2 separate regions of the Homo sapiens genome follow, and region 1 is linked to region 2. The links are chromatin contacts, found by Hi-C or POLR2A ChIA-PET in ENCODE. All regions are on one chromosome and are shown on one strand. The core of a region is the stretch at or near the end of the contact, and the rest is flanking DNA. Distances in the headings are between cores, read along the strand shown. Region 1 overlaps LINC00243 (long intergenic non-protein coding RNA 243). Region 2 holds the start of LINC02569 (long intergenic non-protein coding RNA 2569).

Region 1 (7,141 bases), core at 1,131-3,630, 290 kb after region 2:
CCGGCCCCCAATCTCTTCTCAATCGCATTCATCAATATTTTTTTTTCTTCTTTTTTCATCCCATCACCTTGGGTCTCTCCTTGTCCGTCTCCCAGTCTTTCTTACTGTCAGCTAGCCCCTTGCTTTTCCCCTTCCTTTCTTTGCAACAGCTTCCTATCTCATTTGTTCAGCATAATAGAAGTGCAAACCGATGGCCTACTGCCTGAGTATCTGCTCTGCAGAAACATATAATTTGCTAAGAGAACGTTTATCCAAAATATTGTCTTCAGGAACTGGGAGCAGTGGCTCATGCGTGTAACTCCAGCACTTTGGGAGGCCGAGTTGGGAGGATTGCTTGAGCCCAGGAGTTTGGGACCAGCCTGGGCAACACAGTAGGACCCCGTCTTTATAAAAAATACAAAAATTAGCCAGGCATGATGCTACACACCTGTAGTCTGTAGTCAGCTTCTGGGGAGGCTGAGCTGGGAGGACTGCTTGAGCCCAGGAGGTCAAGGCTGTAGAAAACTTTGATTGTGCTACTGCACTCCAGCTTGGGTGACAGAGCAAGACCCTGGCTCCAAAAAAAAAGAAGAAAAAAAGTCTTCAATCTCAACAATTAAGAATTGGAGATTTCACATAAAAATCCAGATTTTATCCTGGGCAACATGGGCAACACAGTGAGACCCTGTCTTTACAAAAAATAATAAAAATCAGCTGGGTGTGGTGGTTCACACCTACAATTTAATTTGAGAGGCTGAGGAGGGAGGATTGTTTCAGCCCAGGAGTTCCAGGCTGCAGTGTTTTATGATAGTGCCATTGCACTCCAGACTGGGGTGAGACCCGGTCTCTAAACAGAAATCCCAGTTTTACAGCTTAAAAAAAAATCAGGCTATCTGGCATCATGCGACCTACACCGATTGCTAGTAACAGTTGATGGAGCTGGGCGGTGGCTGCCCCACTCTGTTCACCAGTGCCCACTCCATGCCTCCTGGCCTCCTTAACACTGAGGGAAAGTGCCAATTGGCATTTATTATTTAGCTTGAGTAGTTATTTTTTCCTCTAGCAGACAAATTTTAGTTTCTACCTATATCTTTACTGAAAAAAGGGAAAACAGAGAACAAGAGCCAGGTCTTTCTTATCCCAAGCCTGCTACCTCATTTGCATTTTCTGCTTTGCCCCTGCAGGTGGCTGAATTTTCAACCTTCGCTATAGACAAAGGCTCAGGTCTCCCTTCCCAATTTCTCACCGTGCCTCACTTCTCTTTTACTCTCTCCATATATCCTCGTTTCTCTTTTTGTTCATATAAGGTTAATATTTAGGCCGGGCACAGTGGCTCACGCCTGTAATCCCAGCACTTTGGGAGGCCAAAGCGGGTGGATCACTTGAGGTCAGGAGTTCGAGACCAGCCTGGCCAACATGGTGAAACACCATCTCTACTAAAAATACAAAAATATTAGCCAGGCATGGTGGTGCATGCCTGTAATCCTAGCTACTTGGGAGGCTGAGGCAGCAGAATCACTTGAACCCGGGAGACAGGAGTTGCAGTGAGCCGAGATGGCATCACTGCACTCCAGCCTGGGTGACGGAGTGAGACTCCATCTCAAAAAAAAAAAAAAGTTAATATTTAATGCATTGATGTAAAGCTAACTTCAGGACCACTTTTGAAACTTTTTTTCAGACTGTTTTGAAATCTTCAATCTTCAGAAAAAGTCTGTGAAAAATCATTTTATTTTCGCACTAGTGTGTGTGTTTGTGTGTGTGTGCACGCACATAGATGAGAGTAGTTACTCTGTGAAGGATCTGTTACTTATCTTGCTATTTTTCTTGTTTGACTAACAGCCTATTTATATGGATAAGATCTGAGAATCGGTTACTAGGCCGTATGAAAGAGGAGTCTTCTTTAGGATCATTATCAGTACAGGCCTGGCATTCACCTAACCAGTAATAGAAACCTGAAAAACAGTGGCATAAAAAATTGAGAGTTTAATTTTTCTGCATTTAGAATAAATCTAGAGGTGAGAGCAGGGATCCTAATAGCATAGCAATATTGGCAAGAACCTAGTGTAATTAACCATGTTTTCTAGTTTCTATATTCTGATACTTCCACATCGTGGGGTCTTGCTGACCCTGGAGTGACTGCCTCTCCCAGGTTGAGCTAATTCCTAGAAGCAAAGAACTCGCCTGTCATATGTAGATCAACCAAGCTAGACCCCATCCTCCCAACCACCACCTTCATCAGGCTCTGCCACTCCTAGCTGCAATTCCCCTAGTCAGCCCAGGACCAGTACTAGAGAGCTAGGGACAGCCCCTATGCCCCAGAGGCTGCTGAAATTATTCAAACTAGCCGAGCCTGAACTTGCTTACCTGCCTGCACACTCCTGCCTGTGAAACCACAATAAAGGCTCTTGCCCACATTTTCCTTTCACTCCCACTGCCTCCTGACTGACTCAGGTGCTTCCCCATGGGGCACCCCTGCACGCCATGCCATGCCTCATGCATGTTTCTAGGGAACTGTGAGTAAATGTCTTCCTCCATGAAAGTGATTCCTGTGTCTGCACGTCTTGCCACACCTGATTAAAACAAACCCTGGCTACCTTTACAACCCCCAGGTCCATCCAGCCTTCTGAGCCACCACCCTGACTTGATCGAGCATCAGGAATCTCATTTCTGGGCGGGGTGCAGTGGCTCACGCCTATAATCCCTACACTTTGGGAAGCCAAGGCTGGCAGATCACTTGAGGTCAGGAGTTTGAGACTAGCCCGGCCAACATAGTGAAATCCTGTCTCTACTAAAAAAAAAAAAAAAAAAAAAAATAGCTGGGTGTAGTGGCATATTCCTGTAACTCCAGCTACTTGGGAGGCTGAGGCACGAAAATCACTTGAACCTGGAGGTGGAGGCTGCAGTGAGCCGAGAATGTGCCCCTGCACTCCAGCCTGGGTGACAGAGTGAGACTCTGTCTCAAAACAAACAAACAAACAAACAAAAATAAAAAGAATCTCATTTCTGGGTGGTGTGGTGGCTCACACCTATAATCCCAGCCCCTTGTGAGGTTAGGATAGGAAGATCACTTGAGGCCAGGAGCTTGAGACCAGCCTGGGGAATGTAGCAAGACTCCGTCTCTACAAAAATAAAAAATAAAAAAAAAATTAGCCAGATGTAGTGGTATACACCTGTAGTCCCAGCTACTCAGGAGGCTGTGGCAGGAGGATCACTTGAGCCCAGGTGTTTGAGGTTACAGTGAGCTATGATCGCACCACTGCACTCTAGTGTGGGCAACAGAAGGAGATGGAGTGAGAGTGTCCCTAAAGATAATAAGAATCTCATTTCTTAATTTATTTTCCTTAACACTTACCATATTCTGAAATACTATATATTTGTTTGCTTATAATTTGTTTCCTCTCACTAGACTGTAAGCTCCTTGAAGCCAGAGATTTTTATCTGTTTTCTTTATGGTAAGTTCCTAGAACTGAAAACAGGGCCTGGCATGTATTTACTGAAAAAGTGATTAAGTGCTCTCCAGTTGATGGCTGGAGTTCAGACCATCATGGTTTTGTTTCAGGCTGGAGGAAGTGGGAGAGTAAAAGGCAAAGGGGGCCCATGCCAGTTGAGTCAGTCCTAGAAAAGAACTTTTCTGAAAGTCCCCTTTACATGACTTAGGCTAACATCTCATTGGCCAGCCCTATGCCACACCACCACTCCTACCTGCATGGCAGTTTGAGGCAAAAAAAAATTTAAAGCATAGAACTTTGCTAAACAAAATAAAATTGGGGTTCTGCTAGAAGAAGGAAGGGACAATGAACACTGGGTCTCTGCAAGGGGGCTGTTGGCTGCACTCCAAATGCCCGCAGCATTATACACGAATCATACATGGAGCTCTTTTTTTTTTTTTTTTTGAGGTGGAGTCTTACTCTGTTGCCCAAGTTGGAGTGCAGTGGTGTGATCTCGGCTCACTGCAAGCTCCACCTCCTGGATTCACACCATTCTCCTGCCTCAGCCTCCCGAGTAGCTGGGACTACAGGCGCCCACCACCCCCGGCTAATTTTTGTATTTTTAGTAGAGACGGGGTTTCACCATGTTAGCTAGGATGGTCTCGATCTCATGACCTTGTGATCCGCCCGCCTCGGCCTCCCAAAGTGCTGGGACCGCAGGCGTGAGCCACCGCGCCCAGCCCTACATGGAGCTCTTTACCCTGGCCTGTGCTTTCCTCTCTATTTACTTTTTTTTTTTTTTTCTTTCCTGAGAGGGAGTCTTGCTCTGTCGCCCAGGCTGGAGTGCAGTGGTGTGATCTTGGCTCACTGCAACCCCTGTCTCCTGGGTTCAAGCGATTCTCCTGCCTCAGCCTCCCATGTAGCTGGGATTGCAGGTGCCTGCCACCACACCCAGCTAATTTTTGTATTTTTAGTAGAGAACAGGGTTTCATCATGTTGGCCAGGCTGGTCTCAAACTCTCTACCTCAAGTGATCTGCTCGTCTTGGCCTCCCAAAGTGCTAGAATTACAGGCGTGAAGCCACCACGCCCGGTTTCCTCTCTATTTACTCTTGTGAGTAACATCAGCTTCTTTGAACTTCACCAAACTTAATTCCTTAATTCCATACTAACTGTTTATTTGTTGAGTTTCCAAGATGCAATTGCATATAATTCCAGGAACTGTGAGTAGTAAGAACCCCCTTATCAGCTGTCCTATTTTTAGATATCATGATTCCTACTGAAACATTCAGTGGCTTAAGCTCTGCCCAGCATGTTCTTGACCCTGTGTGCCTGTGGGGTGTGTGTGTGTGGTGTGTGTGTGTGTGTGTATGTGCACACAGTCATGTGCACTCTCACATCACATAAGGGGAAGATAAAGGGAGACTCTCCGTGGCTCTTCCTCCTTTTTTCCAAGGCTGATGTTGGCCCTTTCTGAAAATGCTTTAATGTGTAGAAAGCAGCCCACAGATAGGCACTCCCTGTGATAAAGCAGTCACAGCCAGAGCAGGGTCCCTCCCACCTCAGCCTCCTAAGTAGCTGAGACTACAGGTGTACCACCACGCTTAGGTAAGTTTAAAAAAAAAAGTTTTGTAGAGATGGGGGTCTTACTATGTTGCCCAGGCCGATCTCAAACTCCTGGCCTCAAGTGATCCTCCCACCTTGGCCTCTCAAAGTGCTGGGATTACAGATACGAGCCACCACACCTAGCTGAGAATTTCTTTATGGCCATCTTCTGGACAAAAAGTCAAGGAGAGTTTAGAGTAATAATTCCAGTTTTTATGGCTTTTGCTTCGGGGAAAAAGGGTTCTAGTTTCTAGGACCTACCGTGGGGAAGAGGATTCTGGTTTCTATGACTCACTTCAGGGGAGAACGAGGGACGAGAGAGACAGGAGGGCAGGAGCAGGTCAGAGGGACCTTGGATCTGAGGCTGCTTCTGAGGCCTTCCAATGTCCTTTAGTTAAGTACTCATCGCCATACTTTGGGGTATTGTGTTCTGAACCCCAACAGAAACAACTCACTCTCTCGGCATCAGCCTTGTGCCTATACCCACAGGAGCAGGAGCACAAGCCATTGCAGGTGCGGGCTCCTCAGATGGAGCAACTCCAATGTCACCTGCTCCTCACCTGTACCCAGTGGACTTTTTTGGCAGCCTCCCCCATCTTCTCGTGTGGCTCCATATCTTTATATCTTCTGTGGCAGACGTAGCCTGCTGCCTCCCCAAACTCTATCGTCCTCTTCTCCTTCAACCATGGAAACTTGATTTTGTCTGTGGCATCCATGTGCCTCTTTGAAACACTCACCTCCTCAGACTGCCTTGAATCCAGGGGTGGCCACATGACTGGGTAATGAGTCACCGGTAGAAGTCGGCTTGATGGGGCTTTTAGGGAAACAACGGCTTTCCTGTTTTTGTTTTTCTTCTTCTTCTTTTTAAATTTTCTCCTGCTACCCCTCCCCTTGTTTGTTTTTAAGATGGATTTGTTCGGAACACATCTTTTGCTCTTTCCTTCTCCTTTCTGCCTGGAATGTAAATGTGATGTCTGAAGGCAGAGCAACCATCTTGCACATGTGACATAGAAAGGTAGATGTGAAGACATCTAGCAGGAGATTGCATCTCTGGTGATTGGAGCAGCTGTATCAGCTCTGGACTGCCTGCTCAAGTCTTCTTCATAACTGGGAAAAATAAACACCTATGAAGTTAGGCCATTGTATTGAGTTTTTGTTACTCAAGAACCAAACACAATATTTATTGAGATGGCATTTCACTCTTATTGCCCAGGCTTGTGTGTGGTGGCCTGACCTCAGCTCACTACAACCTCTACCCCCCATCCAGCCCTGCTCCAGGTTCAAGCGATTCTCCTGCCTCAGCCTCCTGAGTAGCTGAGATTACAGGCGCCCACCACATCTGGCTAATTTTTTTGTATTTTTAGTGGAGACGGGGTTTCACAATGTTGGCTAGGCTGGTCTTGAACTCCTGACCTCAGGTGATCCACCCTCCTCAGCCTCTCAAAGTGCTGGAATTACAAAGGTGAGCCACGGCACCCGGCCTTTTTTTTTTTTTGAGACAGTCTCGCTCTGTTGCCAGGCTGGGATGCAGTGTGGTGTGATCTTAGCTTGTGTCCGGAATTGGTGGGTTCTTGGTCTCACTGACTTCAAGAATGAAGCCACGGACCCTCACGGTGAGTGTTATAGCTCTTAAGGTGGCATGTCTGGAGTTTGTTCTTTCTGATGTTCAGATGTGTTCGGAGTTTCTTCCTTCTGGTGGGTTTGTGGTCTTACTGGCTTCAGGAATGAAGCTGCAGACCTTTGCAGTGAGTGTTACAGCTCACAAAAGCAATGTAGACTCAAAGACTGAGCAGTAGCAAGATTTATTGCAAAGAGCAAAAGAACAAAGCTTACACACTGTGGAAGGGGACCGGAGCAAGTTGCCACTGTTGGCTGGGGCAGCCTGCTTTTATTCTCTTATCTGGCCACACCCACATCCTGCTGATTGGTAGAGCCGAGTGGCCTGTTTTGACAGGGTGCTGATTGGTGCGTTTACAATCCCTGAGCTACATACAAAGGTTCTCCACGTCCCCATCAGATTAGTTAGATACAGAGTATGGACACACGGGTTCTCCAAGGCCCCACCAGAGCAGCTAGATACAGAGTGTCGATTGGTGCACTCACAAACCCTGAGCTAGACACAGGGTGCTGA
Region 2 (7,062 bases), core at 2,700-5,199:
TCATCAGTAACAATGGAGGTTAGAAGGCTGTAACATGGGCTGGGTGCCGTGGCTCATGTCTATAATCCCAGCACTTTGGGAGGCTGAGGCAGGCAGATCACGAGGTCAAGAGTTCAAGACCAGCCTGGCCAACATGGTGAAACCCCATCTCTACTAAGAATATAAAAATTAGCTGGGTGTGGTGGTACATGCCTGTAATCCCAGCTACTCGGGAGGCTGAGGCAGGAGAATTGCTTGAACCCGGGAGGCGGAGGCGCAGTGAGCCAAGATTGTGCCACTGCACTCCAGCCTGGGCAACAGAGCAAGACTCTGTCTCAAAAAAAAAAAAAAATTAAAGAAGACAGTAACATATGCAAATTTGGGGGTTAGTGGGGAGAAGCTAGCAATCAAGAATTTTACATCAAGAAAAATTATCCTTCAAAACTGAAGACCGGTACAGGGACAGTGGTTTGCACCCATAATCCCAGCACTTTGGGAGGCCAAGGTGGGAGGATCGCTTGAACCCAGGAGTTCAAGACCAGCCTGGGCAACAAAGTAAGACCCTGTCTCTGCAAAAAAAAAAAAAAAAAAAAAATTTAGCCATGTGTGGTAGTGCACACCTGTAGTCCTAGCTACTCAGGAGGCTGAGGCAGGAGGCTCTCTTAGGCCCGAGAGATTGAGGTTGCAATGAGACATGATCATGCCACTACACTCCGGCCTGGGCAACAGAGCGAGACCCTGTCTCCAAAACCAAAATTTATTCTAAAGAAAACAAAAAGAGAAGCCAACATGAACATATTCTTACATAAACAAAGACTAGGGAGATTTATCTCTTGCAGATATGTCTTACAAGAAACACTAATGTAATACTAAAGTAAGTTCTTCAGACTGAGAAGAAATGACACCAGATAATAATCCCAATCCAATGAAAAACAATTATTGTATGTCAATTAAAGATAAAACTTGTAGCTAGGCACAGTGGCGCACACCTGTAATCCCAGCTACTTGGGAGGCTGAGGCACAAGAATCACTTGAACCCAGCAGGTGGAGTCTGCAGTGAGCCAAGATCACACCACTGTAGTCCAGCCTGGGCAACAGAGCAAGACTCCATCTCAAAAATATTACATTAAAAAAAGTAAAATTTGTAAAAGAAACAAACAGCATCAGAAAAAATAATATGTTGGTAATTATTTTTTAAAAACTAAAAACTAAAAACTACAAATCTCTTCTTTTTCTTTTTCTTTTTTGAGAGACAAGGTCTCACTCTCTCACCCAGGATGGAGTGCAGTGGTTTGACCATCGCTCACTGCAGCCTCAAATCCTGGACTCAAGTGATCCCCTCACCTCAGCCTCCTCCTGAGTAGCTGGGACTACAGATGCACACCGCCATGCCTGGCTCCTTTTCATTTCTTAACTGTTTTAAAAGAAATTACATAAAACAACAATTATAAAATTACAGTGTTGGGTTTGTAACATCTAAAGATAATGTGTGTGTATATATGCACTCACACACATATGACAATAATGGTACAAAGGATAGGGAAAAGATGGAGTTACATTGAAACAAAGGAACCACATCAGATTGTAAGTCCAATCCACAAGAACAAATCATCAGAAACACTAAATAAGTTTCATACGAAAAACTTTAAGTGTATTTTACTAATTTCTTCTCTTAATTTTTTAAAAGACGTAGAATTTGGCTGGGCACAGTGGCTGACGCCTGTATTCCCAGCACTTTGGGAGGCCGAGGTGGGTGGATCACCTGAGTTCAGGAGTTCCAGACCAGCCTGGGAAACAGGGCAAAACCCCGTCTCTACTAAAAATACAAAAATTAGCTGGGCATGGTTGTGCTCACCTGAAATCCCAGTTACTCAGGAGGCTGAGTTGGGAGGATCTCTTGAGCCTAGAAAGCAGACGTTGCAGTGAGCCGAGATCATGCCACTTCACTCCAGCCTGGAGTACATCCCTACACCCCCTCAGGTTCAGTCTGAACTGAACAGGGGATACCTGTGAAAGGAAAATAAATCTTGGGGCCCGAAAATCACTAAGCTAAAGGGAAAAGTCAAGTTGGGAACTGCTGAGAGCAAACCTACGTCTCATTCTATTCGGTCACTCCTCTGCTTACTGAGATAAATGCTATCTGATTGCCTCCTTTGGAGAGGCTAATCAGAAACTCAAAAGAGGCCGGGCACAGTGGCTCACACCTGTAATCCTAGCACTTTGGGAGGCCGAGGCGGATGGATCACCCGAGGCCAGGAGTTCGAGACCAGCCTGGCCAACATGGTGAAACCCCGTCTCTACTAAAAATACAAAAATTAGCTCAGCGTGGTGGCACATGCCTGTAATCCCAGCTATTCGGGAGGCTGAGGAATGAGAATCGCTTGAACCTGGGAGGTGGAGGTTGCAACAAGCCAAGATCGCACCACTGCACTCCAGCCTGTGCAACAGGAGCGAGCCTCCATCTCAAAAAAAAAGAAACTCAAAAGAAAGTAACCATTTGTCTCTTATCTACCTATGACCTGGAAGCCCCCTCGCCACTTGGAGTTGTCCCACCATTGCTTCAAGTTGTCCCGCCTTTCCAGACCGAACCAATGTTAATCTTACATATGTTGATTGATGTCTCATGTCTCCCTAAAATGTATAAAACCAAGCTGTGCCCTGACCAACTTGGGCACATGTCATCAGGACTTCCTAAGGCTGTGTCACCGACACACATCCTCAACCCTGACAACATAAACTTTCTAAATTAACTGAGACCTGTCTCAGATATTCAGGGTTCACACTCCCCTGGACCCCCTGACTTTCTTCAGGGCACTGGCCACTTTCTTGTCTGTCTTTGGACACTCTCCTCTAGAAGTCTTTGAAATTCTTGAGGCAGGAAGGACCAATTCCCAGCCCTGAATCTTGCATAAAGTGGGTCCTTTTTAAATGGAAATACGGCTACTCCTCAAAGGAAGGCTAGGAATTTTGCTCTGTGTGACCCTAGTCGTAGTTCTTCACAGAGGGCTCCATTTCACTTGCCTTTCCTTCTGCTTTTTTCTTCACTCGTTTCCCCACAGAGCAAGACAAAAGAAGCCGGCAAGGATGGCTCTGGTCAGGGTCTGCCTTCAGCCACCCAAATGGGATTGCAAAGAGGAGGACAGGGATGGAAAGGGGAAAGTTTGATTTGGTTTGGTTTGCTTAGTCTTTCTATTGGTACCACTTCCTTATCCCAACCTCATCATCTTCCCCGATCCCTACCAACCCACTGCAGGCATATGAGCCCTAAAATCTGGGAAAGGCTTTTTTCCCTAGGGGCCCTGGCCTCACAGACTTGCCCAGGGGGGTAAATTCTCAGTGGCTCAGTGGCACGTGCCTCACGTCCTCACCGGCAGCCTAGATAGATAGATAGATAGATAGATAGATAGATAGATAGATAGATGATAGATAGATATATAGTTTTTTTTTTTTTTTTTTTTTTGAGACGGAGTTTCGCTCTTGCCGCTGCCCAGGCTATAGTGCAATGGCGCCATCTCGGCTCACCGCAACTTCCGCCTCCCAGGTTCAAGCGATTCTCCTGCCTCAGCCTCCCGAGTAGCTTGTATTACAGGCATGCGCCACCACACCCGGCTAATTTTGTATTTTTAGTAGAGAGGGGGTTTCTCCATGTTGTTCAGGCTGGTCTCGAACTCCCAACCTCAGGTGATCCGCCTGTCTTGGCCTCTCAAGTGCTGGGATTACAGGGGTGAGCCACCGCGCCCAGCCGGGAGCCCCTATTTTAAGGACGCTATTGCTGTGGAGGAGTAACCCCACTTTTAGGAATCCTTTTCCGTGCGAAAGGCTGTTTGAGATCAGGCGCAACAACTTCTCCCGCTCAGGTTACCCTCAGAAAGGCTATGGACCCCGGACTCCGCCCCAGATTGCATAACAACTGAGGGGTGGGTCCCTATTTCCTCTCTGGGATCTGTAGCCAATCATTCACGAGGTAAACAGAACGACCGAGTTTCTCTCAGCCGAGAACTGTGGCTGCCCCTCCGGTGAAAACAGAGGAAGTGGGAGCGGCAGGAAGCGCTTTGGGACCAGGGCGACCCCTGAAGCGTAGAGGAACCAGGTCACAAGCATACGTGAATGCTCACATTCCATAGTTATCAAATGTATTCAGGTTTAAATTTTACTTTTCTAGAAAAAATGTAAATAATCCGTTGAGAATATTTAATGAAAAATGTTGGTCGTATCTTTATCTGGTCTGCGGCTCTGTCCCTGTTTCCTGGATAGGAGACTACGTCTGTATCTTGTATCACAGGAGGCACCTTCTTCCTGTTTCCTGGCACAGACTTGTAAGTGAATTTCCTGCCCGCCTCCGCCCACAGCGTAAGCCGCGCTGGAACAGCTCACTTATTGCCCCAGATGTATGTGGAGTAACCGCCTTCAGTTTCCTGGTTCTGAGTTTCCGTGTTACTCAAGCAATGCTTCTGCTGAATTTGTCTTTTTTTTTTTTTTGAGACAGAGTCTTGCTTTGTCGCCCAGACTGGAGTGAAATGGCGTGGTCTCGGCTCACTGCAGCCTCCACCTCCTGGGTTCAAGCGAGTCTCCTGCCTCAGCCTCCTGAGTGTGCAACTTATCTTTTTATTTTATTTATTTATAATTTTTTGGCTAATTTTGGCTATTTTGTGTCTGTGTGTGTATTTTTAGTAGACATGGGGTTTCACCATGTTGGGCAGGCTGGTCTCGAACTCCTGACCTCAGGTGATCCGCCCACCTCGGCCTCCCAAAGTGCTGGAATTACAGGCGTGAGCCACCGCACCTGGCCTATTTATTTATTTATTTATTTGTGACTGAGTCTCGCTCTGTCACCCAAGCTGGAATGCAATGGCGTGATCTCGGCTCACTGCTACCTCCACGCCCCAAGTTTAAACAATTCTCCTGCCTCAGCCTCCCGAGTAGCTGGGACTACAGGTGTGCACCACCACATCCAGCTAATTTTTTGTATTTTTAGTAGAGATGGGGTTTCACCATGTTGGTCAGGCTGGTCTCGAACTCCTGACCTCAAGCGATCCACCCACCTTGGCCTCCCAAAGTGTTGGGATACAGGCGTGAGCCACTGCACCTGGTTGAATTTCTCCTTTTAATTGGAGGTTTCATTTTATTTTTCTTTATTTATTTTTTTGAGACGAAGTTGCACTCTTGTTGCCCAGGCTAGAGTGCAGTGGCGCGATCTGGGTTCACTGCAACCTCTGCCTCCCAGATGCAAGTGATTCTCCTGCCTCAGCCTCCTGAGTAGCTGGGAATACAAGCACCCACCACCATGCCCAGTTAATTTTTGTACTTTTAGTAGAGACAAGGTTTTGCCATGTTGGCCAGGGTGGTCTCAAACTCCTGAGCTCGTGATCTGCCCACCTCAGCCTCCCAAAGTGCTGGGATTACAGGCGTGAGCCACCGTGCCTGGTCTCGTTCTTTATTTTTTATTTTATTTTTTGACACCAGATCTGCTCTGTTACTCAGGCTAGAGTGCAGTGGCATTGAGAGGTGACAACCTGCTAGCAGCCCTTGCTTGCTCTTGGCGCCTCCTCGGCCTCGGTGTCTGCTCTGGCCGGGCTCGAGGAGCCCTTCAGCCCACTGCTGTGCTGTGGGGGCCCCTCTCTGGGGCTGGCTGAGGCCGGAGCCGTCTCCCTCTGCTTGGGGGGAGGTGTGGAGGGAGAGACGCCAGTGGGAACAGGGGCTGCGCGTGGTGCTCCCGGGCCAGTGGTGTTCCGGGTGGGTGCGGGCTAGGCAGGCCCTGCACTGGGGGCAAGGTTGGCGTCGCCTGCTGGGCTTGATGGGGGGGTGGGGGAGGAGCGCCCTCTGGGCTGCCGGAGTGCCCCACTAGGCGCGGCAAAGTCCCGGGAGTGCCATTGAGAGGTGAAGCCAGCTGGGCTTCTGGGTCTGGTGGGGACTTGGAGAACTTTTGTGTCTAGCTAAAGGATTGTAAATGCACCAATCAGCACTCTGTGTCTAGCTAAAGGATTGTAAACACACCAATCAGCACTCTGTGTCTAGGTAAAGGATTGTAAACGCACCAATCAGCACTCTGTGTCTAGCTAAAAGTTTGTAAATGCACCAATCACCACTCTGTGTCTAGCTAATCTGGTGGGGATTTAGAGAACTTTTGTGTCTAGCTAAAGGATTGTAAACTCACCAATCAGCACTCTGTGTCTAGCTAAAGGATTGTAAACACACCAATAAGCACTCTGTCAAAACGGACCAATCAGCTTTCTGTAAAATGAACCAATCAGCTCTCCGTAAAATGGACCAATCAGCTCTCTGTAAAATAGAACAATCAGCAGGATGTGGGTGGGGCCGGATGGGGGAATAAAAGCAGGCCACCCAAGCCAGCGGCGGCAACGTGCTCGGGTCCTCTTCCACACCGTAAAAGCTGCTTTGTTCTTTTGCTTTTTGCAGTAAATCTTAGTGCTCCTCACTCTTTGCGTCTACGCTGCTTTTATGAACTGTTAACACTCACTGTGAAGGTCTGCAGCTTCACTCCTTAAGCCAGCGAGACCACAAACCCACTGGGAGGGATAAACAACTCCAGACGGGAGGAACAAACAACTTCGGGTGCACCACCTTTATGAACTGTAGCACTCACTGTGAAGGTCTGCAGCTTCACTCCTGAGGCCAGCAAGACCACGAACCCACCAGAAGGAACGAACAACTCCAGATATGCCACCTTTAAGGGCTATAACACTCACCGCGGAAGTCTGCAGCTTCACTCCTGAAGTCAGTGAGACCATGAACCCACCAGAAGGAAGAAACTCTGGACACATCTGAACATCTGAAGGAACAAACTCTGGACACACCATCTTTAAGAACTGTAACACTCACCGCGAGGGTACACGGCTTCATTCTTGAAGTCAGCGAGACTAAGAACCCAACAATTCCGGACACAGCATGATCTTGGTTCACTACAACCTGGATCTCCCAGAGTCAAGCAATCCTCTCGTCTCAGTCTCCCAAGTAGCTGGAACTACAGGTGTGTGCCACCATGCCCCACTAATTTTTGTATTTATTGTAGAGACGGTTTCAGCATGTTGCCCAGGCTGGTCTCCAACTCCTGGACTCAAGTGA

What was found. A loop is a pair of places that touch in the nucleus more often than their neighbours do. ChIA-PET counts read pairs that join two places held with the same protein, here RNA polymerase II (POLR2A). Pooled maps may share reads with other maps.
Region 1: a loop to region 2 is called in a pooled map, with 4 times the contacts of the local background. The contact joins the enhancer-like site here to the promoter of LINC02569 in region 2. A Hi-C loop is called at or near these places in 1 of 37 single-sample maps with no recorded cell type and 11 of 50 pooled maps. POLR2A ChIA-PET finds 5 or more read pairs at or near these places in 3 of 52 experiments (CD4-positive, alpha-beta T cell, activated T-cell and activated naive CD4-positive, alpha-beta T cell).

The regions. Positions count from the first base shown.
Region 1 is chr6:30,808,656-30,815,796 of GRCh38, forward strand. It overlaps LINC00243 (long intergenic non-protein coding RNA 243), which reads right to left. Exons shown (of 2, transcript NR_130726.1): 2 at 4,211-6,117. Among named protein-coding and RNA genes, the nearest start is that of LINC00243, 18 kb to the right of the region's middle. RefSeq lists an enhancer at 5,637-5,931. Within about 2 kb of position 2,381, at least 5 of the 41 ENCODE cell types and tissues checked have a DNase peak (open chromatin) inside an H3K27ac peak, as active enhancers do.
Region 2 is chr6:30,512,317-30,519,378 of GRCh38, forward strand. It overlaps LINC02569 (long intergenic non-protein coding RNA 2569), which reads left to right and starts at 3,950. Exons shown (of 2, transcript NR_149088.1): 1 at 3,950-4,295; 2 at 6,397-7,062. RefSeq lists enhancers at 1,754-2,531, 5,634-6,133.